2 separate regions of the Homo sapiens genome follow, and region 1 is linked to region 2. A link is an interaction called in ENCODE POLR2A ChIA-PET data of the cell type or tissue named here. Cell type or tissue: Panc1. All regions are shown on one strand. Links, peaks and the distances in the headings refer to the core of each region. The heading gives the core; the rest is flanking DNA. Region 1 holds the start of LOC124901352 (a long non-coding RNA gene). Region 2 overlaps LINC02542 (long intergenic non-protein coding RNA 2542).

The links. ChIA-PET counts read pairs that join two places held together with the same protein. Peaks named below come from ENCODE experiments on the same cell type or tissue, not always from the same donor. Only the 100,000 strongest peaks of a DNase experiment are listed, where the experiment ranks them.
Region 1: POLR2A ChIA-PET joins it to region 2 with 5 read pairs; 1 of 35 experiments calls an interaction of 5 or more read pairs at or near these places.

The regions. Positions count from the first base shown.
Region 1 is chr6:82,402,948-82,418,271 of GRCh38, forward strand. LOC124901352 (a long non-coding RNA gene) reads left to right here and starts at 4,775. Exons shown (of 2, transcript XR_007059664.1): 1 at 4,775-9,838; 2 at 12,499-12,939. In Panc1, for the core only: no CTCF peak of the experiment used is centred there; DNase peaks (open chromatin) are centred at 6,144 and 6,502.
Region 2 is chr6:81,998,608-82,013,931 of GRCh38, forward strand. The region is part of intron 3 of LINC02542 (long intergenic non-protein coding RNA 2542); the gene reads right to left. Among named protein-coding and RNA genes, the nearest start is that of LINC02542, 95 kb to the right of the region's middle. In Panc1, for the core only: CTCF peaks have their summits at 7,719 (motif pointing left) and 7,918; a DNase peak (open chromatin) is centred at 7,717.

The DNA of each region.
Region 1 (15,324 bases), core at 2,357-10,356, 400 kb after region 2:
GTTTGCACATTAGCGAGACAGAAAGTCCAGCTGTCATTCCTGTATACCTCAGTTAGCTCACCTGATTATTCCAGGCAGGGCTGGATTTACTCCTTATCCTCTGTTCCCAGAAAGAAAAGGATGAAGTTTTTTCCCTTGAAAGGGTTTTTGAAAGTGTCATTTAACTAGCGATTTCCGTTAGTCCCACCACTCCACCAATACGAGTTATGGCAGCTCTGTGTCCCATTAGTGAGCTCTTTCCCCTTCAGCTCTGTGGGACAGGCTGCAGGGCCCAGATCTCTCTGAGCATCTCCTACCTGGCACAGCACAGGATTTATTTAGCATTTGGCCTAGGGTTTGTCCCACTGTTTCAGAGTTTGCTACCATTACTGTAGTAGGTATGAATAATTTTTCAAGTGTAAGCTTGTGACTTCTTTTTTTGCTCCTGAAATTATTGATCAAGGGGATTTCTGAATGATTTTGTGTTGGATTTAGCTAAAAAGAGTTTTATTTTCCTCCTGCTGCTGAAATGATCTCACATACCTTCATCTTAGCAAGTCCTTTAGATTTCATTTGGGAATTAAGATATGAAAGCTCTTTCCAGGGTTATTTTTATGGGATGAGTATGTAAGCTGAAAATAGGAAATATAGTTTGGTTAAGGGGAGCTACATTTGGGATGATCAAGCACAAATTCCTAATTTATTTTATGTTAGCAACAGAAGGCTGTCTTTGTTTTTCTTCCTTTCCTCTCCTTTTATTCTTTTTTTTTTTCATTTATTCAGCTACCTATTTGACACATATTTATTGGAGCCTACAGTGTACCAGGCACTGGTGTAAAAATGCAATACCAATATGTCCTGATACTCAGGAGACTACAATCTAATGGTGAGGGAGACTCTAGTTAATCAATGATTATAATATTTTAATGAAAGAGGTATCTGAGTCAGGGCAGTCAGGTAAAGCTGTTCCAAGGGGGTGACACTGAGCTAAATTTCAAAGGGTGAGTACAAGGATGAAGAAGCCAAAGAAGGAGGTAATAGAGACTTTGTCTTAGTTTGGGTTTCCCTGAATTCAGAGCCTGCAATAAGGACTTAGAGGCAGGTAGTTAATTTACAGCATGAGCCCCAGAAACTGGAGTGAGAGAGTGTGAGACAGAGAAAGAAAAACAAAGTCAAAGTAGATTGAGCTCATTGCCAACTATGGACAACTGGGACTTAATTCCACTGGGGACCTCTGGAGGAATGTAGGTACTATAGAATTATCTCTCCTCCCAAGGACAAGTGGTGGGGGTTCTGTCCGTTGTCTCCTATCTTTATTGGGATACAGGATGTGTGTGTGTGAAGGCTGGGGTGGAGGAAACATGAAGAACTGACTGGTTTTTCTCATTCTTTGTGGCTAGTGACAAATGGGGTGCAGTTGAGGGGGTTTTTAAAATCTTGTATTATTTTCTAAATGTTCTTCATTTCATGTGAGTTGAGGCTTACTTAAATTTTCCTCAATCCAGCTCATGATTCCTTGCAATTTGAATAGATTATTTCCATAGTCTGATCTCAGTGTTAAGTGATGTGAATGTTCATTTGTTTCCATGTTCTGTGTTTTAGTGAAAAGTTAATAGTCTCGAGAAGGACTGTTCTCTTGATGGCATTTGGAACCTCTGTATAAGTTTACCATACCATACTTTCTCATATGAAAAGAAGTATAATATCATCTTAAATAGGAACATCCTTGGAAATCAACTTTTGCTTGATGAAAACCTTTCTAGAACTGCTTCTTGGGTTTTGTTATTCCTTATTTTTGTGAGTGCAAGAAAGTAATCAGAAGAATTATATTAATTTATTCATGATCAGTAAGCAATAGAGACCATACCCAGTCTCATAATTATAATGTTAAAAAGGACACTGTGCACTAATACACGAAAAAATGTGGATCGAAAAATAGTTTAATAATTTAAAAGCAAAATATAAAATTTAGGAGTACAATTTATCAATAAAATATTATTTTCTCATATCCTCTGAAATCATATAATCAAGTTAGAATAGATTTCCTCATAATAAAGTAATTTGTAATAGAGACTATTCTCTTGCATAAGTAAAAATTTTAGTATGAGATAAAATCATTGCTAGAAATATTAATCAAATGTTAACCTGCTTTTTATTCTTTATATTTTCCAGATTCTATTTTTGAAATGACTTATAGTACTTCCTCTAAACATTACAATTTATGATTTTTTATTATTTTAAAGTTGGCATCCTGAGATTACTTGTTTTTTAGCAGATTCAACCTTATGTTAACTTCAAGATGAAAAAGGGCTTAGTTGTAAACAGCTACTTCAAAGTAGAGGTTTATGAGATTTAAGAGCTTTCTTAGCACTAATAAGAAAGAATACTGCAAATAATGACACTCCATCACTAGCATGTATTTTATAGTCCATATTTAGTTCTTTTTTCCCTTGGAACTTTGGAGTAAACAACCCATTCTTTGTGGGTAACATGGTCTTAAATAATTAAAAAATATTTTTAGGGTAAAAACCTTTTACTTCATTTGAGAATTTATGTCTTATGGAATTAGGTTTTAAGGCTGTGGGTGCTCAGATACAATTATTTATCAATAAGGCACCTTATAAATGCACATTATGACACCATAAAGAATAGACATGCAAGTATTGTCATGTCTGCTCTAAAAGTAGAGCTAGTGAATTACAGATTATAATTAGAATGAGAGACTAAATGATATTTAGGGCCATGTGCAGGGCTTACTTCTTGAAATACATGGCTGCCAAATGCTTATGGTCACATTTTAAATATTTATTTAAATCCAAGGGGCCAATCACTTTTTATACCCAGTCTTCAGGACCACCTGTCCCAAGCTACAGTTAGCATGCTATTAACTACTGTTGTTTCCATGATCACTAATAGCATCCATTTCTCTTATTGCACAGTATTTCAACATGATTATAGGAACATTCGAATTTTAAACTTGGAAAGAACTTCTAAAATTATATGTATGGAGTGCTTTTCCATTTCAAAATCAGTTAGGTATATGGAACACTCACATAAATGTTTAGTAACTGGTTCTCTAGGGGAAAAAGCCCTGATTTAAAACTTTTGACAGTCTTTGTGGTGTAAATATTCCCACCATTTCAAGCTTCCAACGTTACTTCACGGAATGTGCCATTGTTTTTGTAGTATTTCTACCACACAGATACATGTAAATAAACTTGACAGCCTAAATAATAGAAATATGTAGTAAAATAATTAGGAAGTAATGAATTTTGAATATTTGTAGCCGTTGTTTTTAATATAATTTACTTAATTGTAGGTTTATATAATTTAATTTTTTTGAAAAAGGCTTGCCAAGTTCCTAAAATTTAACAGTTAGCTCCCATGAGCTGGTACAAGACAGCTTCAGTATGCTACTTGGCTGTAGAGATATTATAGCAGATTTACAGATGAGGAAACTGGAGCTCAAAAGGAAGAAAGGAAATTAACATGTATTGACCACTTATTTGAAGCCATGCAGGATATTGGACAATGTCATAACTCATATAAGCCTCAAAAAACTTAGTGAAATAAGAAGTATTATTCCAGTTTTACAGATGTAAAAACAGAATTTTCCAAGAGTCATAATGCTATTAAGTGACAAAATCAAAATTAGAACCCAGATTCCTGGTTCACGGGATTCTTACTTTTGTTTGCACTAATATATCTTGCCCTCTAATTTCCATATAAGTCATGTTAGAACACCAGAGATGATCATGTCACACATGGCGAGATACAGCCATGGGCCCTGTGCCTTTTAAGACACTATTTTTTTAGACGTGAATATGGCTATGGATTTTTAAAATTGCAATATATAAACAGTGGGTAATTATAACTGTGTTAATCTGATTTCAGAGATAAACTGGCTTTAGATTTTTAGTAATTAGAAAGCTTAGCTAAAAATAAGCATGAACAGGAAAAATAGTAGTATATATAGATATATATACTACATATTATGTAGGCTTTTCAAGTAGGGTTGATATTATCAGCATTCTCAATGTAGTATAGAAGTTATCATATTGAGTAGTAAAATACAGTGATGGGTGAAGAACATAAAACAACAAAAATTATAATTACTTTTCGAGAACTCAATACTGTTAGGACCAATGGCTCAATACAGAGATGAGATAGAAGAGAGAGATGTTCAATAAACAATGTCTAAGGCAAATCTTTTATTCAGAGTGAATAACTTGGTACCTTTGTTATAGTATGATGCTTTTAGTCAGATATCAACAACAAATAGAAATCAACATAGAACAAGCTAATCTTCATCATGAAGTTCTTTGCAATCACTTTGAAGATTAATGTAATGTGATATTATTATACACTATTATACAAAAAAGACAAGTGCAAATGTTGTAAGAGAAAAAGATATTAAATAGCCATAAAAGATTCTAATTATAATTAAGGCACCTTGTAAGGACAATAAAAATGGATTTAAAAGTGAAAGATCTATCTTTTCGGAAGTCTCATTTTAAGTATATTGTTAATTCAAGTTAATTTTTAAAAATGTTTTTCAAGCCGCATAAGGTTTGTGAGAATTTCTGTTCCAATATTATGGTAGTCACAAATAAATATTGGAGATTTTATATATATATATGTGTATGTATATATATTATATATATATGTGTATGTATATATATTATATATATGTGTATGTATATATATTGTGTGTGTGTGTGTGTGTGTGTGTGTATATATATATATATTTAAAACAGGTACTGTGCATCTTACTTAGTATGATTAAAATAAAAGAGTTCAGAACCATTTGGTCCAGAACCAAATCTGTCTCTTTGTTTGGTCAATAGGAACTGCACTTATTTCAAGACTGAAAAGTACTTTAAATTTGGAATGTTGGAGGTACCTTGGTAATGTAAATTTTTGCATTTCTTTTATGCTCTCCTGTCTTCTAAGTGTTTTAACTTCCATCACAATGAAATTTCTTCCTTCAAAATTATATCACCAAAAATGACATTTGGAACAAACATCAAATTTAAACAGATTTCCTTGCTTCTTGTCCATGTTCTTCTTGGAAGCCACAGAGAGGATGGCCTTTGGGTGATCCACTAGTTGTTTCTAAATGGGAAGCTCCCTGCTTTTCCCCAAGGCACTGGCAGCTCTTTCACACATTGCCACTAGCAATGAACAGTCTCAGAAGTTCTTGAAAGATGGTTTTGTCACTTGTCTTACCTCTCTGCCTGCTGACTTGAAGCCTGACAAACAATGATAAGTGAGAGTGACAAATGGCCATTACTTACTATCCTAGAGATCTCCCATAAGGAAAAGGCCTGAATATGGAGCTGGACATGCCTCCATTACACTCCCAACTTGAAGAAAGCAAAACCCAATACAACTAAAATTGTCTAATTAAATTATTTGCAAGTAAATAAGTTAGTAAAGGAAGGCACTCATACCCAAAAGAATGTGAAAACAAGAACATAGAGTTAGAGTTTACCCATCAACTTATCTTAATGTGTTTCTAGTATCTTTATACAGGCATTTTTGTTTCAGTAATAATGTATGCTAACAGTATCTAATATGTAAACAACTTAGCTTATTGTTCTAACAGTGCTTCTAATTGTTCTATACTGTGGAATTATTATAAGGCAGACTCATTGCGTATCTTATCCAAGGACAGTTATTATTGGAAGTGCAGGAAAACCTAATTAAAACACTTTAATAATTCAACACAGTCGTCCATTACCAATCTGTGACACTGTGTGGATTAGATGTATATCGCATGCTTTACACAGTAGTGTCCCCTTATCCACTGGGAATACATTCCAAGACCCCCAGTGGATGCCTGAAACCTCAGATAGTACCAAACCCTGTATATAATATGTTTTTTTTCCTATATATGCATACCTATGATAATGTTTATTAATTAGGCACTGTAATAGAGTAACAGCAATAACTAATCATAAAATAGAACAATTATTACAAAATGCCAGCATCACTACTCTTGCATGTTTGGGCCATTATTAAGTAAAATAAGGCTAACTTGAACACAAGCACGTAAGCACTACCATACCACAAAAGTGGATCTGATAACTGACATGACTGTTAAGTGACTAATGGACAGGTAGTGTATACAATGTAAATATACTGGAAAAAAGGATGATTCACGGGATGGAGCAAGATGGCACAAGATTTCATCAGGCTACTCAGAATAACATGCAATTTAAAACTTATGAATTTTTTATTTTTGGAATTTTCCATTTAATATTTTCAGACCAAGGCTGACCATGGGTAACTGAGCAGAAAATGAAACTGAAGATAAGAGGGGACTACTGTACTGTTGCACCTCAGTGTTAACCATTACTTCTCTTTTTGCTCCAAGATTTAGAAATCTAGGCAGGCCAGGATAGTCAAGATCTGATTTGTTGTCTGGTGATTCAGCCAAAAATCATCAAAGAAGCTTCCTCCCCAAATTCCTTGCCTTGCTTCATTATCTGTCCTCTGCATTTTTCTTAACACTATGAAAATATAATAGAGACCAGGAGAAAATTTATCTCTCTCTTGCTAACCATGTCTCATATATTTGTCTGAGTGTATAAGCATTATAATTATAGACACTTCCAAAGAACATAGAGATAAAAGGAGACATCTAAATCAATGTCCAGAATGTCAGAACTGTTATTACTTAATATGAGACAGAGAAGCAGTTTATAGTTTTGAACATTTGTCTTAGGATTAAGAAAATGGAAGAGAAGCCTCTTGGGTTTGGTGTATAAGAAGAGATAGCAGCAAATTGTTTTGTGAAAGAGACATATATGAGAGTACACGGAGAGGCTGATCGCGGGACCTGGAATCATACTACACTGGGTTCAAGTCCCTGCTCCACCTCTTTCTAGTGTGTCTGTATCACCGTGGGTGAGCTACTTAACTCTCTGTGTCTTAGTTTCCTCGCCTTTAAATGACATGGATCCACCATTGTGTATCATACAGAATACCTGCACTGTCCTAAAAATCCTCTGAGTTCTGCCTGTAAATTCCTTCTCCCAACTGGTGCAACCACTTATCTTTTGACTATTTTTACTTTAGATTTAAGATAATTTATTCATCATTTGTTTGGATTTTTAAAAGATTTTGACTTCTTTCTTTTTGCCTCAGGAAAAATCAGCATGGTTTGTTGTAACAGAATACCTGAGACTGGGTAATTTATAAAGAAAAAAGATTTCTTTAGTTCACAGTTCTGCAGGCTGAGAAGTTCAAGAGTATGGCCCTGACATCTGGTGAGGGCTTTCCTGATGCGTCACAACATGGTGAAGGTCACAGGGGAAACCGACACATTTGAAGAGACAAAACCCAAGGGGCATCCTGGCTTCCTAACAGCTCAGTCTTACAGGAACTAATCTAGTCCCATGAGACCTAATCCAGTCTTGCCAGAGCAAGAACTCACTCACTACTGCAAGAACAGCACCAAGCTATTTATGAGAGACCCACCCCCAAGACTAAAACACTTCCCCTAGGCCCCACCTCCCGACACTGCCACATTGGGGATCAAATTTCAATGTGAGTTTTGATGGGAACAAACACAGCATATCTAAACCACAGCAATAACAATAACAGCACACCTAACATTTACTGAGTGATTGCAATATGCCAGGGACTGTCCTGAGAAGCTTACATATATTGACACATTTCATTGTCAGAGCAATTATGCAACTAGACACTAAAGTTAGCTCCATATTATAGATGAAAACGTAGAGAGAAATTCGATGACTTACTCAAGTTCACACAAGCAAGTGCTAAAGCCAAGTTTTGAACCCAGATAGTCTGTCTTCAACCATCATTATCTGATGAAATCAAAGCTTTTAAGCTTCATAAATCATATATGAATTATTTACGTAGTATAGAGCTAGCATTCCCGTTCAATGAATGATTATTCAAATATTACTTTAAAAACAATTTTTCCTTGAGGAAGTATAATCACAAATAACAATGTTCCTGAGAATTCAGAAAAAAAAGTATATTCTTTGGTTCTTATGTCAGTCATGGAGACAGAAGCCCCTCTAGGTATTTTAAACAGAAGTTACTTAATATGGCAAATTGGTTACAAAATGTCGGAAAGGCTGGAGATGCAAAAAAGAAGGTGGTGCAGTTACCCAGAGATTGATGACAATATGAAGTCACTAGCACATAAGCCTGGAAGTAAAGGGGAGAATGCTGTTACTCAGAGTCCACACTCACTGTAACTAGGGTTACTGGAGTATCCACCCATGCTGTGGGCCCATTGGAACCACAACAGCTACTACCTTGCGGAAAGCCAGGAGTCAAGAAACTCAAGAGTTACCTGCGCCCACCACAGCTGTTGTTGGAATGAGATCCAAGGCTGCCAGAGTGTGCACTGCTTCCGTCACCTCTGAAACCATGCTTCTAGAGCAAGAAGCCTGGACCTCACACATACCTACTGCTGTTGTTACCGCCTAGGACAAGGTCAGAAACAGAGAAGGAAAAGAAAAGTGGCTTATCCCTTTATGCCACCTTACATCTCCTGCCATTGCCTCCCATTGACAAGACTACTCTGCAGACACCTGACAAGGGAATCTGAGCAATAGAGGTGGCAGAACTCCAGTCCCCAGTAATGCAGAGAACATCCGAGCCAACAGGCAACTTTCTGTTGTAGCACTTTGTTTGTTTTAGAAACAACAGGAACCATTTAAAAATAAACATATATTGATGAACTTATTACTCAAAAGAACAACCAGGGTTATTAGTTGCCAACACTAGGTCCCACCATATTTAGTTTAAGCAGGAAAGTCAGTCATTAAAGGATATTCTGGATAGTCCACAGAGATCACAGAGTCTCTGGGGGGTTGGGCTATGAGGGTACCCAGCCAGATAAAATGCCTGGACTGTACCCCAGGGCTGCTTCAGCAAAAGCACCATTGCCATCTCTGGGCACAGACACCATGCTGTGTATGGCTAACACTGGGCATTAACCACCAGAACCTCCACTGTCTATTCTCATCAAAAAATGGATTCTACACAATGCCTGCATCTACACTTTGCTCTCTTTAGAATCAAAGTCTTGCACTGTGTCTTTATCACATGCCTATCTGCAAGAGAGGTGAGGCAAAGCAAGTCTCTGGCATCTACCTTAGGAATGTGGTACTCATAATGTCATTCAATCCTGGAGATAAACCATTGTTTGCAAATTACCTGACATAATGACCATGTGGCCAGTAATGTTTGTTTGATATACATGCTACACGCCAGCTACAATTCTAATCATTTTACAGATATTCATAGTGCTCTATGAGGTAGCTACTATTATCATTTCTGTTTTGCAAATGAGGAAGCAGAGCACAAAGGGATCTTTTTAATGAGCTCATGGTCCCATAGCTACAAACTGCCAGACCAGGATCTGAACTTAGGTTTCCTGGCTTCTAAGTTAGCTCTTAGCCACTCACCTGTACTGTACATGACAAATGTCCCGTAAACAGTAGCTACTTCCGTTCATCTTTTTTTCCTGGCACTTATGACATAAAGAGGGGAGAGGTCAGAGGATGGTGGAGAGGTCCTCAGAGGCCAGGTCATTAAGGAGCTTGGAATCATATTGAGGAGTAAGGATTTTATTCTAAGGGTGACCAGTTCCCAATCCAACAGTATATTCACACCCCCCTGAGCTGGAGCATTGGCAGTGGAAGTCAGATCTGTGACCAAGTGACAGTTAAGAGTACAAAGAGGGAGAGGAGAAGGGGACCAAATGTAGAATTCTTCTTGTTGTTGGTATTGTTTGGTTTTAAAACATTTTTTTTTAACATGGGTAGGAAGAAGAGTCCAGGAAGCAGGCTCAAAAAGACTGATCAGAGAGGTAAGAGAAACAAAGGAGGCTGTTATTCTAGACTCCAGGAGAGATCATTTGAAGAGGGTGAGAGTGGTCAGGAGCCTCAGCTACTGCAGGGAGGTCAAGGAAGAGAATGAGAAACTGGTCTTTAAATTGAGAAACTTGGAGATTATTGAAATTATCTTAGCAATAGTAATTTCAATAGTATAGTTAAAGTAGATGCAAACTGCAAAAGACTGAGGGATTAATAGCAGGATGTGGAGATAGAAAGCACAAACAACTTTTACTTGATTGAGACGAGAAAGAGTAAGAATATATCAAGGGTAGCTTCTTTTTTATGGGAGAAACTTGAAAATGAAGGAAGCTGAGGGGAGGATCCAGTTGAGAGAAAATTGATGATGTAAGCAAGAGAAGAGATAATGACAATGGAGAGACCTTGAGTAATTGGGAGAAGAATAGATGGAGGGACCAGTCTTAGGTAATAGTTTCTTTCTGCAGGACATGAGGAAAAAATGGAGCAGTTATAGACACATCTGTCTGTGTGGGGAAAGGAGTGTGAGAAAGTCCTCTCCTAAAAGACACCATTTTTTTCCCTATGAAATATGAGAAATATCATCTGCTGAGGGAGAAGAGTTTCAGGATGGGATATGGTGTCTAGGGAGAGTGTTGGAGGTTAGGAACAGCCACTGAAGGGAATGGGAAAGACAGCTCATCAACCAAAAGGTGGCTCGGTGGCTCGGTGGCTCAGTGGCCCAGGGAGCTTGGCTGAGGTGAGAGGCAGTATATTTTTAGCATGAATTTCTGCATTAGTTTGCGAGAGTCTGGCCATAGGGGCATAGATCTGAGAAAGGTCCTCAATTAGCAGGGCTTGAGCAGAGGCATTGATTCTGAGAAGAAATGTGCTGAAACAATGTGCCACCAAGTCTAGGCTGGATCAGAAGAAACTGGGAGAGAGAGGGGTCCCAGGCTGGTGCAGGGGAATGGAGGATGACCTGTGATCACAGCACATTGGCAACTTTCATGAGTTCAAAGATAAAATATGTCAGGAGCAATGGAGTGAGATTTTTGGAAGGATAAGGACTGTGATCATAGTAGGATATTGAAGCTGTTTCAGGTGATGATGCCTTAGGGTACGAACCTGGGAGTGGATCAAGGCAAAGGCTGCTGGAGAAAAGCTCAGAGTTGAGATGTTTCAAGAATATTTAGAGCTGTAACCTAAGAAACAAAAATTACTTTTTAAGTGAAATTTTTTATTTATCTAGAATCAGGAGGGTTTTTTTCCTGCCCACAACTCAGCTGAAATGATGATGCAATTACTTTAGTGAATATCTCAATTATCAACTTAGACCTGTTAGTTGTTCTTTAATCAATGTTGCTATGCAGAAATGTTCATGATTGTCCTACATAAGGCAGGCTAACTCATAAAACAAATAAACCCAAAAATGTATCACGGCCTAAGCATGATAGAAGAAATGGTATAGACTATGCTTCAGCCTAAGAACCAGGCAGATAGTTGATTGAATCTATAAAAAAATTTTTTTAAAGAGGATGGGATTAAATAAGATATGGATATATAATACTTGGCTGCTTTTCCTTTGCTTTTTATTATTATTATTATTTTTAGTTTCAGTTACTGGCAAAGCATCGCCAAAAGGGTATCCATACTTAGAAATGCATGCAGGATCACTCAGTGATGTGCTAAACACTCATCAAAAGCAGAGATAAGGGATTTTGGCCAAGGACAGATAACAGAGGATGGATGGCCTAAAGAGGAGAGAAAAGGACACTTACTGACTGCCTGAAACAGGAGTGGCTGCTGGCCCCAAGATCAACAGCACCAAAGTGGAACACATTGTCTTCCTCTCAGAACAAACGCCTCTGCCTTCCAACTTCTTTATTTCTGTTAATGCCCCCACCCCATCCCCCAGCCCAGTCTTCTAGTTTGCTGGACGTGGACACTGGAAGTCACTGTGTGTTTCTCACATTCTTCTAAGTCCTACAGACATCTCATAAGTCATCAAAAGCCTCTCGATTAATCCTTCATCACATCTCCAGCAGCCTGAAGAATGCTTTGTCAGGCTCATGACACTCTGCTGCTGGAGGAGCAGCAGTGGGAGGGGTTGTGGGGCCATTCTTCCTTAGCCGTCCTACCTGGTGGGTGACTCTGTGGGTTTTCTGGCAGGTGGTTGGGATTGCCCTAGAAGTGCTTCTGTGGATTGGGTGATGAGACTCTACTCTTCCAAGACTCTGCACCCCTCCAACCCTGGGATAAGATTCTGTTAAGTGCACTGCAACCTACATGCCATTTTTAAAAGGCAAAGCAGAAATATAGGGCATTGCTTTATAGATTAAAAGCTTTCCAGGAACTGTATGGCACTGGTTTTTAAAAACCACGCACACACATGCACACACGCAAATATGCACATTTACATACACAAACTTTTTTGAAAATTCTCACGTGTGAGTGTATTTAATTCTGCTTTATAGTCAAATCACAACACCAAAGAGGCACCCCTTAATTAGCAATATTCTTATACAGAGATGTTCATGGCTATGCTAGCTAGGGTAGGCTAATTGGTGAAACATATAAACCCCCAAATGTATAATGAAACAAAAAAGAGGGCAATTTCTTGCTTGTATAAGGTCTAAAATGGGTTTTTCTCATTGACGGCTGGCTCTCTTTTCAGCAGGAATTCAGATCCTTTTCATCTGTGACTCTGTCATTTTCAACATGTGGCTTCAAAAGTCTGCTTCAAGCCAGTGAAAAGAAAACAAATATGAAGAATAGACTTTTCCAGGCCTGGAAGTGGCACTTATGACTTTCACTCACATCCCAACAGCCAGAACTCAGTTATATGGGAAATGTAATCTAACTATGTGTCCATGAAGAACAGGACATCCGGGAAGCAATTAGCAGTTTTTTCTACAATGGTATAGCAACTGGATCAGTGTGGAGAATTTACAGGGCATCAAAGAAGAACCACTCTTCTTTACCCAACATGGTGGTGTAGGTACACTAGAAACTCTTGGTGGAGGAATAGGTCAGACCTATAAGTGAACAGGAAGCCAGTGGTTACATTTAGGGGGAAATATTTGAAATTCTAATAAAGTTTTTTCATTGTCTAAAATATACTGAAAGGAATTTTCTTAAATGAACACATTCTTCAATAATACAAAGTTGGCAAATTGGCAGGTTGGGAAGTAGGCAGTAGCAATGTGAACCAGTTGGAACTAGACAAGAAGCCCAGACTAGAAAAACAAAGCCCAGGCAAAAATCCAAGAATGCCAGGGCAATACCAGCATGAGAAATCAGATAAGTGAATAGAAACCAGGAAGCCATAGAAATTTTGGAGCAGAGTAAAATTAAAGTTACAAAACCTGGATGGGAGAGCTGGTCCTACTATTTACAGATGGACACAGGAGAACCCGCTTAACTTCTCTGAGTTTGTTTATTCATGTGTAGACTTGGGGTAATCATATCTACCTCATAATAACTGGAGAATCAAGTGAGATGATGCAATGAAAACTCATGTACCCTGGCAAAAGGAGAAAATGGGCTAATTTTAAGTGTTTTTGTTTTTATAAGCTTAGGGTTAAGGAGGGAACAGTGCTATTTAGGAAGAAGAGGAGTTGAAACCTCTTTTTTTGACAAATAAATCCCTGGTCCTGAACTGGCAGAAAAGGTTGAGAAGAACTACTTTGTGTAAACTCTATCTTCGTGGGGAAAACTTGCAGATTCAGTTTCCTTTATAAAAGTCCATTCTTCCTGCCGTCCTGCATGCCTTTCTCCCTCACTCCTTTCTCTCTGCTTTTACTTCCTCTTTTTACTTTTCTCCTTTATTTTTCCTCTATTTTTTTTCTCCATCTAGTTTCTTTGTTAGGTGAGCCTGGACAGTGAGGAGAGTGTAACCAATTTCCTGTATAAGGATTCTAGACAGGAGCTTGCTAAGGTTGGGTTTTAAGGGTTCAATCAATAATAGAAACAAAAAGGATGTGCTCCTGGCAAATGTGTTGTTTGATGTAACTCTTTAGGGGAAAAACTGGCAATATACACTCTTAAGTTGATCATTCTCTTTGACCTGCAAGAATTTTTCATGGTATCCAGTATAGGAAATAATCAGAAAAAATAGAAGCCTTATGAATAAAGATGTTCATCGTAGTTTTACTTATAGCAATAAAAAGTTTGAAACAGGCTGAACGCTCAAAGGAAGACAAATGGTAAATTCAACTACGTTATATTAACACAATAAAATATGTAATTAATCATGTTTTGAAGCACCTTGGTAAAATGGAGAGTATCATGGTAAAATAGCAAATGAAATTAGCAGATTGCCAAATGATCACAACCAGGCCAAAGGCGCAGGGAGAAAAAACATAGAAGGAAATGGATCATAATGACATCAGTTGCTGTTCATGAGTGGATAAATACACTTTTTTATTATTTCTACTTTTCCATATTTCCTATATTTTATAATGTACCTATATTATTCTTGTATTTGAAAACATAAAGCCAGTTTTAGTTTCTGGGAAAGTTGTTGATACTAATTTTTCTCATCTTAGCCTTGTGCTGGTGTAACTAATAGCAAAATGAGTTCACTTGCTGCACCATAATGTAAAGTAGTCTTTTTAAAAGTGAATAGAAATATCTATATAGATCTATAGGTACCAGATACGTATATGTGTATAAGTTTTAGCATTAGAAATTCCACACTCATAAATCACAGTTTTGCTTTATAGGATTTAATTGGCAAGAAGGAAAGAAATATAAATTGTTGGTGCAGAATTTTCAGTCTGTCATTAGAATAGCATAGATTCCATGGCCTGACTTAAAGCATTTGCATGTATCACAAGGATTCTGTTGGAATCAGCGTTGGAGTGAACTTTTCTTTGAGATGATTTGATGATTCTTTTTAACTCTGTCCTCTATATCCATGGAAGCTGTGCCTCCTTGTAAAAATATGGTGATGGAGACCACAAGTAATGAAAATATTTAGATAATCACTTATAAGCATTGACAAACAGTATCAAAGGCCATTACTGTATAGACGTTCTTGAGAGTGGCTGGGTCTGTTGCAACTCACAATGGGAGATAAAAGAACTTAATGTATGTAGCCTTGTTCAAAAGTCCATCTAATTTGAAAAACGTTGATTTAGATCACTCGAAAGTTCCAAGGAAGACTTAAATGCATTGAGTAGTCACTGTGAGTTGAGAAGAAGTAAATAGATTATCAGGCAAACAGGTAATCAAAAGCTAGTCCAGAAATTCGAAAAGGACTCCTGACAATGTCCTGGAAGAATCACGTGGTATTATAAGATACCGCTCAAAGGATAGGGAAAGATGGCCAAAGTACATCAAAATATTATTTTCTTTATTAAACAAAAATAAAATTGTATGAACCATAAAACGGATATGGAGAGTTCCAATTTTAATATGTACAGCTTTATTTGGATTAATTGAAAGGTGTACTACCTCCTACAACCTGGTAAAATTGCATTCCATATTAAAATTACAG
Region 2 (15,324 bases), core at 4,105-12,104:
TGAAGCCACAGAAATGATAATGCCTTCCACTCTTCTGAATCATAATTCACATTTAGGTTAGATCAAATTTTGTTTTTTTTTCCTAAAAAGTAAGCAAAACTGTCTAAAATGAAGGAACGATGACTCCTAAATAATCATACAAACTAACTTTTCCCATATGAATCACCATGAGAATAAAAACTGGAGCATTATCAGCTATACATGAAGATAAATGGACATCTTATAATAATAATAAGAACAACGAAGGCTGGGCACGGTGGCTCATACCTGTAATCCCAGCACTTTGAGAGGCCAAGGCGGGCAGATCACCTGAGGTCAGGAGTTCAAGACCAGTCTGGCTAACATGGTGAAACCCTGTTTCTACTAAAAATACAAAAAATTAGCCAGGTGTGGTGGCACGCACCTGTAATCCCAGCTACTCGGGAAGGCTGAGGCAGTAGAATCACTTGAACCCAGGAGGTGGGGGTTGCAGTGAGCCGAGATTGTGCTCTTGCACTCCAGTTTCGGCAACAAGAGTGAAACTCCATCTCAAAAAAAAATTAATTAATTAAATAAAATAACAACAATGAAAACAGGGAGGGATGTCAGCAAGATGATGGATTAGGAGATTCTAGATGTCATGCCCCGCCAAAACACCAATTTTGGTAACTACCCATGGATGAGTATATCTTTGTGGGAATCACAGAGTCTAACTGATATTTCAGCACTCCAGGGGAACACAAAATCCAAGAGTGGACGCACTGAAAAGGCTAGACATAAATCCTATTAATCAGCTTTCACATTCCACCAAGAGGTTTGCCCGCAGAATGACTCACCTGAGGACCATCATAATCAGCTGACACATGCCTCCAGGACCCCACATGCCCTCCCCATGGACAGTACCCTGTGCATAGCCCACATAAAATCCCATTCATAGCACACATATCTCAACAGAAGGTGTGGATCTTAGCAGACAGCTCAACCCTGCTGATTTGAATAACCTTGAACATTGCCCTAGGAAAAATAAATGGGAGCCTCATAGCACCAGACCTGGTGTTGCAGAATCCAGAGACAGCACACAACCCCTAAAATTTCTCCTCTTATAGAGAACAAGAAGAGTAAAATTGATACATCCAGAAAAAGTCTGAGAGACTCCCAGAATCTCTAGCTGGGCTTGCTGGTGAAGGTCTTTCTCTCTTGAAGCCAGTCAGTAAAGAGTAGAGAAGACGATTACTTCTTCAAATGCAACAAGAGTAACACAAGTCTACAAGGAGCACAAAGAATCAAGGAAATATAGCAGCACCAAAGTAACAAAATAAAGCTCCAGTGGACTAACCCCAAAGAAAGGGAGATTTATAAATTCCATGATAAGTAAATCAAAATAGCCATCCTAAAGCTCAGTGAACTATGAGAGAGTGCAGAACACTAGACAAAATCAGGAAAACAATACATGAAAAGAAAATCGGAAGTTCAATAGAGACAGAGAAACCACAAAAAAAGAGCCAAACAAATTCTGGAGCCAAAGAATACAATGTCTAAAGTGAAAAAAAGAATAGAGAGCTTCAATAGAAGAATCAGTCAAGTAGAAGAAAGAACCAGCAAACACTAAGACAGATCATTTGAAATTACCCAGTCAGAGGAACAAAGATAATAACAATAATAATGAAAAGAGTGAAGAAAGCATATAGGACTTATGGGACACTGTCAAGCAGACCAATAAGCATATCATGGAAATCTCAGAAGGATCAGAGAAAAAGAAAAAGGCTAGAAGGTTATTTAAAGAAATGATGATGACCGGGTGTGGTGGTGCACACCTGTAATCCCAGCACTTTGAGAGGCTGAGCAGGGTGGATCACCTGAGGCCAGGAGTTCAAGACCAGCCTGACCAACATGGTGAAACCCTGTCTGTATTAAATACAAAAAATTACCCAGGCATGGTGGTGCATGCCTGTAATCCCAGCTACTCAGGAGGCTGAGACAGGAGAATCACTTGAACCTGGGAGGCAGAGGTTGCAATGAGCCAGGATCACATAATTGCACTCCAGCCTGGGCAACAACAATGAAACTTCATCTCAAAAAAAAAAAGAAAGAAAGAAAGAAAGAAAGAAATGATGACACAAAACTTCCCAGATCTGGAGCAGGAAATGAACATGTGGCTACATGAAACCCAAAGAACTCCAAATAGGTTGAGCATAAAGAGATCTTCATTGAGTCACATCTTAATCAAATTGTCAAAAATCAAAGTCAGAGAATTTTGAAATCAGCAAGAGAAAAGCTGCTCATCTCATCACTTACAAAGGAAGCTGCATAACATTATCAGAACATTTCTCAGGAGAAACCTTGCAGGCAGGAGAGAATGGAATGATATATTCAAAGTGTCAAAGGAAAACAATCACCAACCAAGTATATTGCATCCAGCAAGCTGTTATTCACTGGTCAAAGTAAATATAGAGTAAATTCACAGTACAATAATACTGTAATGATGGTGCAGAAATCATTTTTAGTCTAGTGTTAAGGTTAAAAAGACAGAAGTTTTAAAAAATATAGCTTCAATAACTTGTTAATGATTACATATTATAAAAAGATGTCAGTAGTGAAATCAATAACATAAAATGGGGTGAATAAAAGTTTAGAGTTTTCATATGTAATTAAAATTAAGTTGTTATAAGTTTAAAATACTGTTATAAGATGTTTTATGTAAGACTCATGATCATCACAAAGAAAAAATCTGTATTAGATGCACAAAAGATAAAGGAATAAAAGCATACCACTACAAAAAAATCAGGCTAGAACCTCCTGATTCAAATAACAAAGAAAGACAGCAAGAGAGAAAGGAACAAAGGAGCTACAACACAGTAAGAAAACTATTAGACGCCAGAAAAGTGGCTCTAAATAAAAGAAAACAATTAGCAAAATGACAATAGTAAGTCCTTACCTATCAATGACCACTTTAAATCAGTTTAAATTTATTACATTTTCCAACCAAAAAACAAAGACTAGCTGAATGGATTTAAAATAAAACAAAAACAAGATCCATCTAGATGTTGCCTATAAGAGACATATTTTAGTTTTAAGGATATACTTAGGCTTAAAGTGAAGACATTAAAAAGATATTTCATGTAAATGCTAACCAAAAGAGAGCAAGAGTAGCTATATTTATATCAAAGACACTTTAAGTGAAAAACTGTCACAAGAGACAAAGAATGTGATATAATTATAAAAGGATCAATTCCTCAAGAAGATATAACAAGTATAAACGCAGTGGATCCTCTGTATGCACAGCTTTCACATCCACCAGTTCCACAAATTAAAAATACAGTTAGGGTTACAATGGTTACATCTGTACCAAACATGTAAGAACTTTTTTTTCTTGTAGTTATTCCCTAAACAATACAGCATAACAACTACTTGGGTCACATATATATGTATTCGATATCACAAGTAATCTAGAGATGATTTAAAGTATATAGGAGTATATGTATAGGTTATATGCAAATACTATGCCATTTTATATGAGACTTGAGCATCTGTAAATGGGGTGATGGAATCAATTTCCAAGGATACCAAGGAATGACTGTATATATGCATTCAACATTAGAGCACTTAAATATATGAAACAAACACTAACAGAACTAAAGGGAGGAATATACAGCTTTACAATAATAGTAGGTAAATTCAATACCTCACTTTTAACTATGGATAGATTACCCATTTAGAAAACCAGTACAGAAACAGTGAACTTGAACAACACTATAGAAAAATAGACCTAACAGACATAAACAGATCATTCTATCCAATAGCATTACAATACATATTCTTCTCAAAGGCACAAGGAATATTCTCCAGTATGGATCACATGTTAAGCCACAAAACAAATCTTAACAAATTTCAGTAGACTGAAATTATATCAAGTATATTTTCTAACAATAACAGTATGAAACTAAAAATCAATAAGAGGAAAATTGGAAATCTTATAAATATGCAAAATTAACAAATACACTCCTAAAGAACGAATGAGTGTAAGAAGAAATCAAAGGGGAAATCAAAAAATATCTTGAGACAAACAAAATTGGAAATATAACGTACAAAACTTACAGGGTGCTGAGGAAAAAAAGCTCAAAGAATAAAGTTTGGTGCTATAAGGTCTACATCAAGAAAAAATAAAAATCGCAAATAAACAACCTAACTGTATACCTCAAATGAACTAGATTTTTTTATTTTTTTTTTTGAGATAGAGTCTTGCTCTGTTGCCCAGGCTGGAGTGCAGTGGTGCAATTTCGGCTCACTGCAAGCTCTGCCTCCCGGGTCTGAGCAATTATCTTGCCTCAGCCTCCGGAGTAGCTGGGACTTCAGGCACCCACCATCACGCTCAGCGAATTTTTTGTATTTTTAGTAGAGACAGGGTTTCACCATGTTAGCTAGGATGGTCTCGATCTCCAGACCTTGTGATCCACCTGCCTCAGCCTCTCAAAGTGCTGGGATTACAGATGTGAGCCACCGTGCCTGGCCAAAAGAACTGGATTTTAAAGAAGCAAATGAAGCACAAAATTAGCAGAAGAGAGGAAATAATGTTAGGAGTGAAATAAATGAAATAGAAACTAGACAAACAATTGGAAACTTCAACAAAAATAAGAATTTTTTTTTAGATAAACAGAATTGACAAACCTTTAGCTAGAGTAAGAAAAAAAGAGAGGAAACCCAAGTAAAAATATAAATTAAAGGGAAAGCATTTTAATTTATACCACATAAAGAACCATAAAATTCTACTGTTAAAAAATTATATTCCAACAAACTGGATATAAATACACTGAACCGACAGCACATTAAAATAATCATATGAAATAATCAAGTAGGATTTATCTCTGGGATGCAAAGATAGTTCAACAGACACAATAAACATGAAGACATTAACAGAATGAAAGAAAAAATAATATGTTTATGTCAATAGATTCAGAAAAAAAAGCATTTTGTAAAATTCAACACCATTTTATGATTTTAAAAAACCTCTCAAGAAATTAGGTAGGAAGGAATGCACCTCAACATTATAATAAAGACCATATGTGACAAGCCCACAGCTAACATCGTACTTATTAGTGGAAAACTAAAAGCTTTTTCTCTAAGGTCAGGAAAAAGAAGTGTATGTGCACACTCACACTTCTATTCAACATAATCCTGGAAGTCCTAGCCAGAGCAAATAGGAAAGTAAAAGCAATAAAAACCATTCAAATCAGAAAGGAAGAAGTTAAATTGTCTCTGTTTGCTCATGACATAATCTTACATATAGAAAATCCTAATGTCTACACACACACACACACACACAAACTGTTAGAAATGATTAATGAATTCAGTAAAGTTGCAGGATACAAAATCAACATATGAAAATCAGTTGTGTTTTTATACACCAATAACAAACTATCTGAAAAAGAAATTACAAAAACAATGCCATTTGTAATAGCATTAAAACAACACAACATTTATGCATAAATTTAACAAGGAGATGAGAAATCTATACTCTGAAAACCACAAAATATTTTTTCACACTCTTTAGACACTACAGAGTGAAAACTATAAAACATTGATGTGGCCGGCGCAGTTGCTCATGCCTGTAATCCCAGCACTTTGGGAGGCCGAGGCGGGGGGGTTCACCTGAGATCAGGAGTTCGAGACCAGCCTGACCAACATGGAGAAACACCGTCTCTACTAAAAAATACAAAATTAGCCGGGTGTGGTGGTGCATGCCTGTAATCCCAGCTACTCGAGAGGCTGAAGAAGGAGAGAATCACTTGAACCCAGGAGGCGGAGGTTGCGGTGAGCTGAGTGCGCACCATTGCACTCCAGCCTGGGCAACAAGAGTGAAACTGCGTCTCAAAAAAAAAAAAAAAAAAAATTGATGCAAGCAATTAAAATAGACACAAATAAACCGAATGATATCCCATGTTCATAAACTGGAAGAGTCAATATTGTTAAAATGTTTATACTACCCATGGAAAACTACAGATTCAATGCCAGAGGCACTTTCTTTTTTTTTTGTTTCTTCTTTTTTTTTTTTGAAACAGAGTCTCGCTCTGTCGCCCAGGCTGGAGTGCGGTGGGGCGATCTCGGCTCACAGCGAGCTCCGCCTCCTGGGTTCACACCATTCTTCTGCCTCAGCCTCCGGAGTAGCTGGGACTACAGGCGCCCACCACCACGCTCGGCTAATTTTTTTGTATTTTTAGTAGAGACGGGGTTTCACCATGTTTGCCAGGATGGTCTCCATCTCCTGACCTCGTGATCCGCCCACCTCGGCCTCCCAAAGTGCTGGGATTACAGGCGTGAGCCACCGCGCCCGGCCTCCAGTGGCACTTTCACAGAAATAGAAAAAATAATTCTAAAATTTGTATGGACTCACAAAGAACCCTGAATACCCAAAGCCACCTTGAGAAAGAACAAAACTGAAAGTATTACACTTCCTCATTTCAAATTATTTTACAGAAGAAGGAAAACAGGAATCTTCCAGAATCGTTAAGGACACTCCAGATCCCAGGAAGGAGAATGCTGGCAAACAGCCCCCATGATGGTGTCTGACTGATAAACATGAGTGAAGCCCAGTCTGCGAAAGAAGCAGAGACATCCTCTGTGACTCTTCTTTACACTGGGGATCTGTGTAACCCAAACCTTGAGCAACCCAAACCTAGAGAGTGCGCTTTGTTTCTCCCAAACCCTGGCGCTAACTCGGGAAAAGGCCAGCTACTCGAGACACTGGGAAAGACACCGGGAAAAGGTACAGAAATTTTCCCACACCTGGACCTAGAACTGGACACCATTTTTAATTCAGGTGAATACAAAGTCAGCCATTCTTTGGACATTTGCTGGCATGCTCACACAGGCATTTTAGACTCAGATTGGAGCACCTGCTCTCCTCCATTCCATTGCAAGACTGGAACAGGAGAACTGCTATAGCTGTAGCTTCTGCTGAAGAGTGAGACTTAAGCCAGAGCCATCTTGGCCACCTAGAACTGGTCTGCATGTGCCATTGTTGGGGCCTTAGGCTGTTTCCCTAAGATCATGGTGTGGCACAGCCCTCTCCACTCCACACCCAAGCATATCTCCAGGCATCTGGAGCACCCACTTGTCTGGTTCAGCAGCTTGATTCACCCTATCCTTCCTGGACATAGATCATGGTGCAGCGAAGCTTTTTCTGCTCCGTTCCCAGGCAGATCTCCAGGCATTCCAAGCACCTGCTTGCCTGGATCAGCTGCCAGAGCTACCCTATGCAGAGTGCCAGACCTCCTATGCAGAGATCTTGGTGCAGGGGAACCCTCCTTGATCCATGCCAGGCAGATCTCCAGGCATCTGAAGTACCCATTATCTTGGATTAGGAGTTTAGACCCCTCCCCCACCATACACACACACACACACACACACACACACACACACACACGAGACACATCCCCATGCAGAGAACTTGGGGCTGAGTAGGCTTCCCAGCTCTGTGCCAAGGTATATTTCTGCGTGCCTGGTGTTACCCACTGGATTCTCACACAGCACAGGTGCTTGTGCCTGCCATCAGGGGACCTGCCCAATTCAGTCCCACCAATTGTTGCCCCCACTGCCTCCGGGCTGAGCAGAGAACTCACACCACTGTGCATTCCATGAACCAGCCCATTGCCTCAGGTAACAAAGAGCTTCTGCCAGTAAACAAGGATCAAGTATATACCCAGCCATGTTGGCCACAGCCAGCTCTTACCTATAAGTGCCATCTGCTGGCTCGTTGGTCAAACTGCACAGCCCAATATAAAATCTGCCAAAAACAGTGCATAAGACTATAGAAGTAAAGCCAAAAGACCCTATTCAGCATTCTCTACAGTTGCATCCCCTGGTGAGGTAGAGGGGAAGAAGGAAACAGAAAGGAAAAACATATATATTACAGGGAAAGAAAGAAAAAGAAAAAATCCCTCCTGCACAAAAATAATTACAAAAATTAGAAGTGCCGGTGTCTCCAGATGAGAAGGAATCAGTGCAAAAATTCTGGCACCATGAAAAATCTGAATGTAGTAACACCACCAAAAAAATCACACTAGCTCTCCAGCAATGGTCACCAACAAAATGGAAACTCGGAAATGACAGATAAAGCATTTAAAGCATGGATTGCAAGGAAGCTCAACAAGCTCCAAGGTAAGATTGAAAATCAACACAAAGAAACTTCTAAAGCAATCTAAGAAATGAAGGAAAAGATAAACATCATGGAACGAAATCAATCAGAGCTTCTGGAATTTAAAAACTCACTTAAGGAATTTCAACGTACAATTGAAAGCTTTATCAATAGCCTGGATCAAGCAGAAGAAAGAATTTCAGAGCTTGAAGACTAGTCTCTTTAGCTAACCCAGACAAAAATCAAGAAAAAAGAATTTTTTTAATGAACAAAGTCTTCAAAAAAATATGGAATTATGTAAATTGACTAAACCTACAAATTATTGGCATTCCTGAGAAAGAATGAAAAGAGAAGGATAAAAACCTGAAAAACATATTTAAGGGAATAATTCAAAAAAATCCCTAATCTTGCTAGACAGGTAGACATCTAGATACAAGAAATCCAAAGAACACTTGTGAGATACTATTCAAAATAAACATCACCAAGGCATATAGTCACCAAACTGTCCAAGGTCAACACTAAACAAAAACTCTTAAAGGTTGCTAGAGAAAAAGGTCAGATGACATACAAAGGGAAGCCCATCAGGCTAACAGCAGAAATCTTACAAGCAAGGAAAGATGGGGGGCCTGTTTGCAGCATTCTTAAAGACAAGAAATTTCAGCCAAGAATTTCATGTCCCACCAAACTAAGCTTCATAAGCAAAGGAGAAATGAAACTTTTTCAGACAAGCAAGCACTAAGGGAATTCATTACCACTAGACAAAACATATGATCATCTCAATAGGTGTGGAAAGAGCTTTCAAGAAAATCCAACATCCCTTCATGATTAAAAAAAAATGAAAAACCTCAAGAAATGATGTTCCTCAAGAAGGAATATACCTCAAAATAATAAGAACCCTCTCTGACAAACACAGAGCCAAAATCACACTGAATGGGTAAGAACTGGAAGCACTTCCCTTGAGAACTGGAGCAAGAAAAGAATGCCTACTCTTATCACTGCTAACATTGTACTAGAAGTGCTAGCCAGAGCAATCAGGCAAGAGAAATAAATAAAAGACATCCAAATAGGAAAAGAAGAAGTCAAACTATCTGTCTTTGCAAATATGATTCTACACCTAGAAACCCCCTAAAAGCGCCGCCGCAAAAAGGCTCCTAGAACTGAAAAATCACTTTGGTAAAGTTTCAGAATACAAAATCAATGTACAAAAATCACTAGCATTTCTATGCACCAATACATTTAAGCTGAAAGCCAAATCAAGAATGCAATCTCATTTACAATGGCCATGCAAAAAAAAATAATAATTTAGGAATACATCTAACAAGAAGATGAAAGATCTCTAAAAGAAGAACTACAAAACACTGCTAAAAGAAATCATAGATGACAGAAACAAATGAAAATCTTTCCATACTCATAGTTTGGAAGAATCAATATTGTTAAAATAGCCATACTACCCAAACCAATCTACTGATTCAATGCTATTCCTATCAAACTACCAACATCATTTTTCACAGAACTAGAAAAAAATTCTAAAATTTATATGGAACCAAAAAAGAGCCCAAAACAGCCAAAGCAATTCTAAACAAAAAGAACAAAGCCAGAGGCATCATACTAACCAATTTCAAACTATACTATAAAGCTACGGTAACCAAGCAGCATGGTACTAGTACAAAAACAGACACATAGACCAATGGAACAGATAGAGAATCCAGAAATAATGCTGCATACCTACAGCTATCTTACCTTTGACAAAGCTGACAAAAATAAGCAATGAGGAAAGGACTCTCTATTCAAAAAAATGGTGCTGGGATAACCGACTAGTCATATGCAGAAGAATGAAACTGGACCCCTACCTTTCACCACATACAAAAATTAACTCAAGATGGGTTAAATATTTAAATGTAAGAGCTCAAAGTATAAGAATCCTAGAAAAAAACAGAGGAAACACCATTCTGGACATTGGTCTAGGAAAAGAATTTGTGACCAAGTCCTCAAAAAAAACGTATAAGTGGGACCTAATTAAACTAAAGAGCTTATGCACAGTAAAAGAAACTATCAACAGAGTAAATAGACAAGCTAGATAGAATGGGAGAAAATACTTGCAAACTACACATCAGACAAAGGTCTAATATCCAGAATCTATGAGGAACTTAGACAATTGCATAAACGAAAAACAATCCCATTTAAAAATGGGCAAAAGACATGAAGAGGCACTTCCTCAAAGAAGAGATACAAGTGGCCAAAAAACATATTTAAAAATGCTTGGCATCACAAATCATCAGAGAAATGCAAATCAAACCCACAATGAGATACCATCTCACACCAGTCAGAATGACTATTATTAAAAAGTCGAAAACAACAGGTAGTGGCCAGACTGTGGAGAAAGAGAACACTTTTACACTGTTGGTGAGAATGTAAATTAGTTCAGCCACTATGAAAAGCAGTTTGGTGATTTCTCAAAGAACTTAGAACAGAACTACCACTTGACCTAGCAATCCCATTACTGGGTATATACCCAAAAGAAAATAAATCATTCTACCAAAAGACACATGCACTTACATGTTCATTGCAGCACTATTCAAAATAGTAAAGACATAGAATTAACAAAGGTTCCCATTAAAGGTGTACTGGGTAAAGAGATTGTGGTACATATACACCATGGAATACTATGTAACCACAAAAAAGAATGAAATCATATCCTTTGCAGCAACATGGATATAGCTGAAGGCCATTATCTTAAGCAAATTAACACAGGAACAGAAAACCAAATACCACATGTTCTCACTTATAAGTGGTAGCTAAACATCAAGTACTCATGAACACAGATTCCAACAATAGAAACTGGGGACTTCTAGAGGGAGGAGAAAGAGAGTGGGGCAAAGGTTGCAAAATGAGTATTGGGTACCATGCTTTGTAACTGGGTTGGATATTATTCATGCCCCAAAACTCAGCATCGTGCAATATACCCAGGTAAAGAAAAATCTGCACATGTACCCAATGAATCTAAAGTAAAAGTTGAAAAAAAAAGTTACAAAGCTATGATAATCAAAACAGTATAGTGGTTGCATAAACAAAAACATAAACTAGTGAAACAGAATAGAAAGCCCAGAAGTAAACCCATCCATTTGCAACTAATTTTTTTAAATTTTACTTCAAGTTCTGGGATACATGTGCAGAATGTGCAGGTTTGTTGCATAGGTATACATGTGCCATGATGGTTTGCTGTACCTATCAACCCGTCATCTAGGTTTTAAGCCCCGCATGCATTAGGTGTTTGTCCTAATGCTCTCCCTCCCCTTACCCACCACCCCCTGACAGGACCAAGTGTGTAATGCTCCTCTCCCTGGGTCCATGTGTTCTCATTGTTCAACTCCCACTTATGAGTGAGAACATGTGGTATTTGGTTTTCTATTCCTGTGTTAGTTTGCTGAGAATGATGGCTTCCAGCTTCATCCATGTTCCTGCAAAGGACATGAACTCATTCTTTTTTATGGCTGCATAGTATTCCATGGTATATATGTGCCACATTTTCTTTATCCAGTCTATCATTGATGGGCATTTGGGTTGGTTCCAAGTCTTTGCTATTGTAAATAGTGCTACAATAAACATACATATGCATGTGTCTTTATAGTAGAATGATTTACTTTCCTCTAGTATATACCCAGTAATGGGATTGCTGCATCAAATGGTATTTCTGGTTCCAGATCCTTGAGGAATTGCCACACTGTCTTCCACAAGGATTGAACTAATTTACATTCCCACCAACAGCGTAAAAGTGTTCCTGTTTCTCCACAGCCTCACATCTATTGTTTCCTGACTTTTTAGTAATTGCCATTCTAATTGGCATGAGGTGGTATCTCATTGTGGTTTTGATCTGCATTTCTCTAATGACCAGTGATGATGAGCTTTTGTTCATGTTTGTTGGCTGCATGAATATCTTCTTTTGAAAAGTGTCTGTTCATATCCTTCACCCACTTCTTGATGGTTTTTTTTTTTTTCTTGTAAATTTGTTTAAGCTCCTTGTAGATTCTGGAAATTAGACCTTTGTCGGATGGGTAGATCACAAAAATTTTCTCCCATTCTGTAGGCTCTGATGATAGTTTATTTTGCTGTGCAAAAGCTCTTTAGCTTAATTAGATCTCATTAGTCAATTCTGGCTTTTGTTGCAATTTCTTTTGGTGTTTTAGTCTTGAAGTCTTTGCCCATCATTTGCAACTAATTTTTGACAAGGGCACCAGAAATCCACAAGATTGAAAGATAACCTTTTGAATAAATATTGAATAGAAATCTGTGTATCTACATGTAAAACAAACAAACTCTTACCTTACACCAAGCACCCACATCAACTCAAAATAAAGACTTAGAGAAGAAGATATAGAGGAAAAGCTCCTCGAAGTTAATTTTAGCAAAAAATGCACAGACAACAAAAGCAAAAATAAACCAGTAGTATTACATCAAACTAAAAAGCTTCTGGATAGCAAAAGAAATGATCAACAAAATGAAAAGGCAACTTATGGAGTGGGAGCAAATATTTGCAAACCATATATCTGATAAGGGATTAATATCTAAAATAATACGGAATTCATACAGCTGAAAAGAAAAACATTAATAAATATGACTACAAAATAGGCAAAGAACTTGAAAAGAAATTTCTCAAAAAAAGACATCCAAATGGCCAAGAAGTACATATAAATGTGCTCAACATCACTAATCATCAGACAAATGCAAACTGAAATCTCTAGGTATCATCTCACACCTACTAGGATGGCTGTTATAAAAATAAAGAAGTAAATAAATAAAAGGTAAGTATTGCCAAAGATGTGGAGAAAAGGGAACCCTGTACTGTTGATGGGAATGTAAATGCATAAAGCCATTATGGAAAACAGTATGGAAGTTCCTTAAAAAATTAAAAATAGAACTAATATATGATCCAGCAATCCCACTTCTGGGTATATATCCAAAACAGTTGAAATAGGATCTTGAAGAGACAAACATCTGCATTCCCATGTTCATTGCAGCATTATTCACAATAACCAAGATATGGAAGCAACCTAATTGTCCATCAATGGATGAATGAATGAAAAAGTCATGGTAGATACATACAATGGAGTACTATTCAGCCTCAAAAATAAGGAAATCCTACCATTTGCACAACACGGATGAACCCGAAGACATTATATTAAATGGAATAAGCCAGACTCAGAAAGATAAACACTGCATGATTTCACTTACATGTGGAATCTAAAATAGTCAAACTCACAGTAGCAGAGAGTAGAATGGTAGTTGTCAGTGAATAGGGAGAGGAAGAAATGGGAAAAGAACAATTAAAAGGTACAAAGTTTCAGTTGTGTAAGATAAGTTCTGGAGATCTATACATCATTGCACCCATCACTAACAATACTGCATTACATACTTAAAATTCCTAAGAGAGTAGATCATATGTTAAGGGTTCTTATAGAAAGACAATAACAACAACAACAAAGAGGGCAGGAGGACACTTTGGGAGGTGATGGATGTGTTTATGGCTTTGATGGTGGTGCTGGTTTTATGGATGTATACTTATCCCCAAACTCGTCAAGATGCATATATTAAATGTATACAGCTATTTATATGTCAATTACACCTAAATAAGTTGGTCTTTTTAAAAAAGAAATTAAGTAAACAGAAAAGATGCAGTCTCTACTTGATAAAATTGCCACATACTATGTTTTATGGGAAAGGGGAAAAAAGCCCTTTAAGTTGACAGAATGCATACCAAGGTAATACAGGAAAACATTTGAAAAATAGGATTTTCATAATGTTTTACAAAAGGAGAGTTAACACTGAAAATTGTGCAAGCTCTCTTCTTTTGAAATATGAGGTAGAACAATTTTTCTTTTCATTTGAATAGTCTCTAGGACTATTTAACACCATATCATGTTTTCAAACAGCTATTCAGGCAATTGAGGCCTCTACAGAAGTAATTCAGGTTAAATGAGGTCATAAGTGTGGAGCCCTGTTCCAATAGGATTAGTGTCCTTATAAGAGACACCAAGGAGCTCTCTCCCTCTTCACAAGCTCACAAAGAGGTTCTGTGAGTACACAGCCAGAAAGCAGCCACTAAGAGAAGAGGCCTCAGGATAAAACCTACTTTGCCAACATCTTGATCCTGGGCTCCTGAGACTCTCAAAACGTTAGGAATAAAATCTGTTGTTTAAGCCACCCAGGCTGTGGTATTTTGTTATGATAGTTTTAGCAGACCAAAACAGGGCTGTTCACATCTCCACTTACCCATTCATAGTTTCTCTCCAAGGTTGTATTTCCTAGATAACTAGATAAAGAGGATTCCATCACCACACTGGTTCTAATTCTAAATGTTTATCCTACAAATATGATCTTATTTTTATAATCTTATAAAGTTATAGACCCATTATCTGTAAGAAAACTATATACATGTTGCAGAAAAAGGATCAAATACCAAAGAGTCATTTCAGCAAGTAACTAACCTGCCATGTAATCCAACTTTGCCAGCATATGAGAAAGCAGGTTTAATTTGGGAGTAGAGGAATAGAGCCACTAGGAAGGACTGGATCAGGGCCTCTACCAGACACTGTGAAGAATCTTTGTGTGAATTGAAAAAGGCAATCCTTCCTTGAGTTAAAAAAAAAAAGGATAATTTATTATTATACAACCAGACCCAGGGTACATGGTCATTCTGGTGTGGGGAAAATAGGAATGTAGGCAGCCACCCCACTTGGCATCATTAGGTAATCCCAGCCAACAGGGATGATGAGTGGTTATCTCATGTCATTATTTCTCTTGGTCAAAATTAGTCTCATTTTGGGTTCATCATATTGAATGATGATTCTAAAAGGCTCTGTGGAAAGAGAATCTCCTCTACTGCTCATGGAGAATACTATTCATCCTTTCTAGTTACTCCATGCCAAATCAATTCTGGTTCAAGACCAAAGCTAATATTAGAAGAAAAAAAGTTTTCAAGTGTTTGTTTATTTTAAAAGAACAAAATCTACTCTAGGGAATAGTGGAAAGTGTAATCCTTCTTCCCACAGGGGTGTGGTAGGGGGTGTTATGTGAGGCCAGGCCTAAGAGAAAAGACAAGGAAAGGTTGTTTTTTTTCCCTCATTTTCAGACTAGCCATCTGTGACTTAAAAATAAAAAGAAGGAAAGAAAAAGTCTTGGAGAATCTTGGCTTCCCCTTTGCCAATATATTTGAGAGT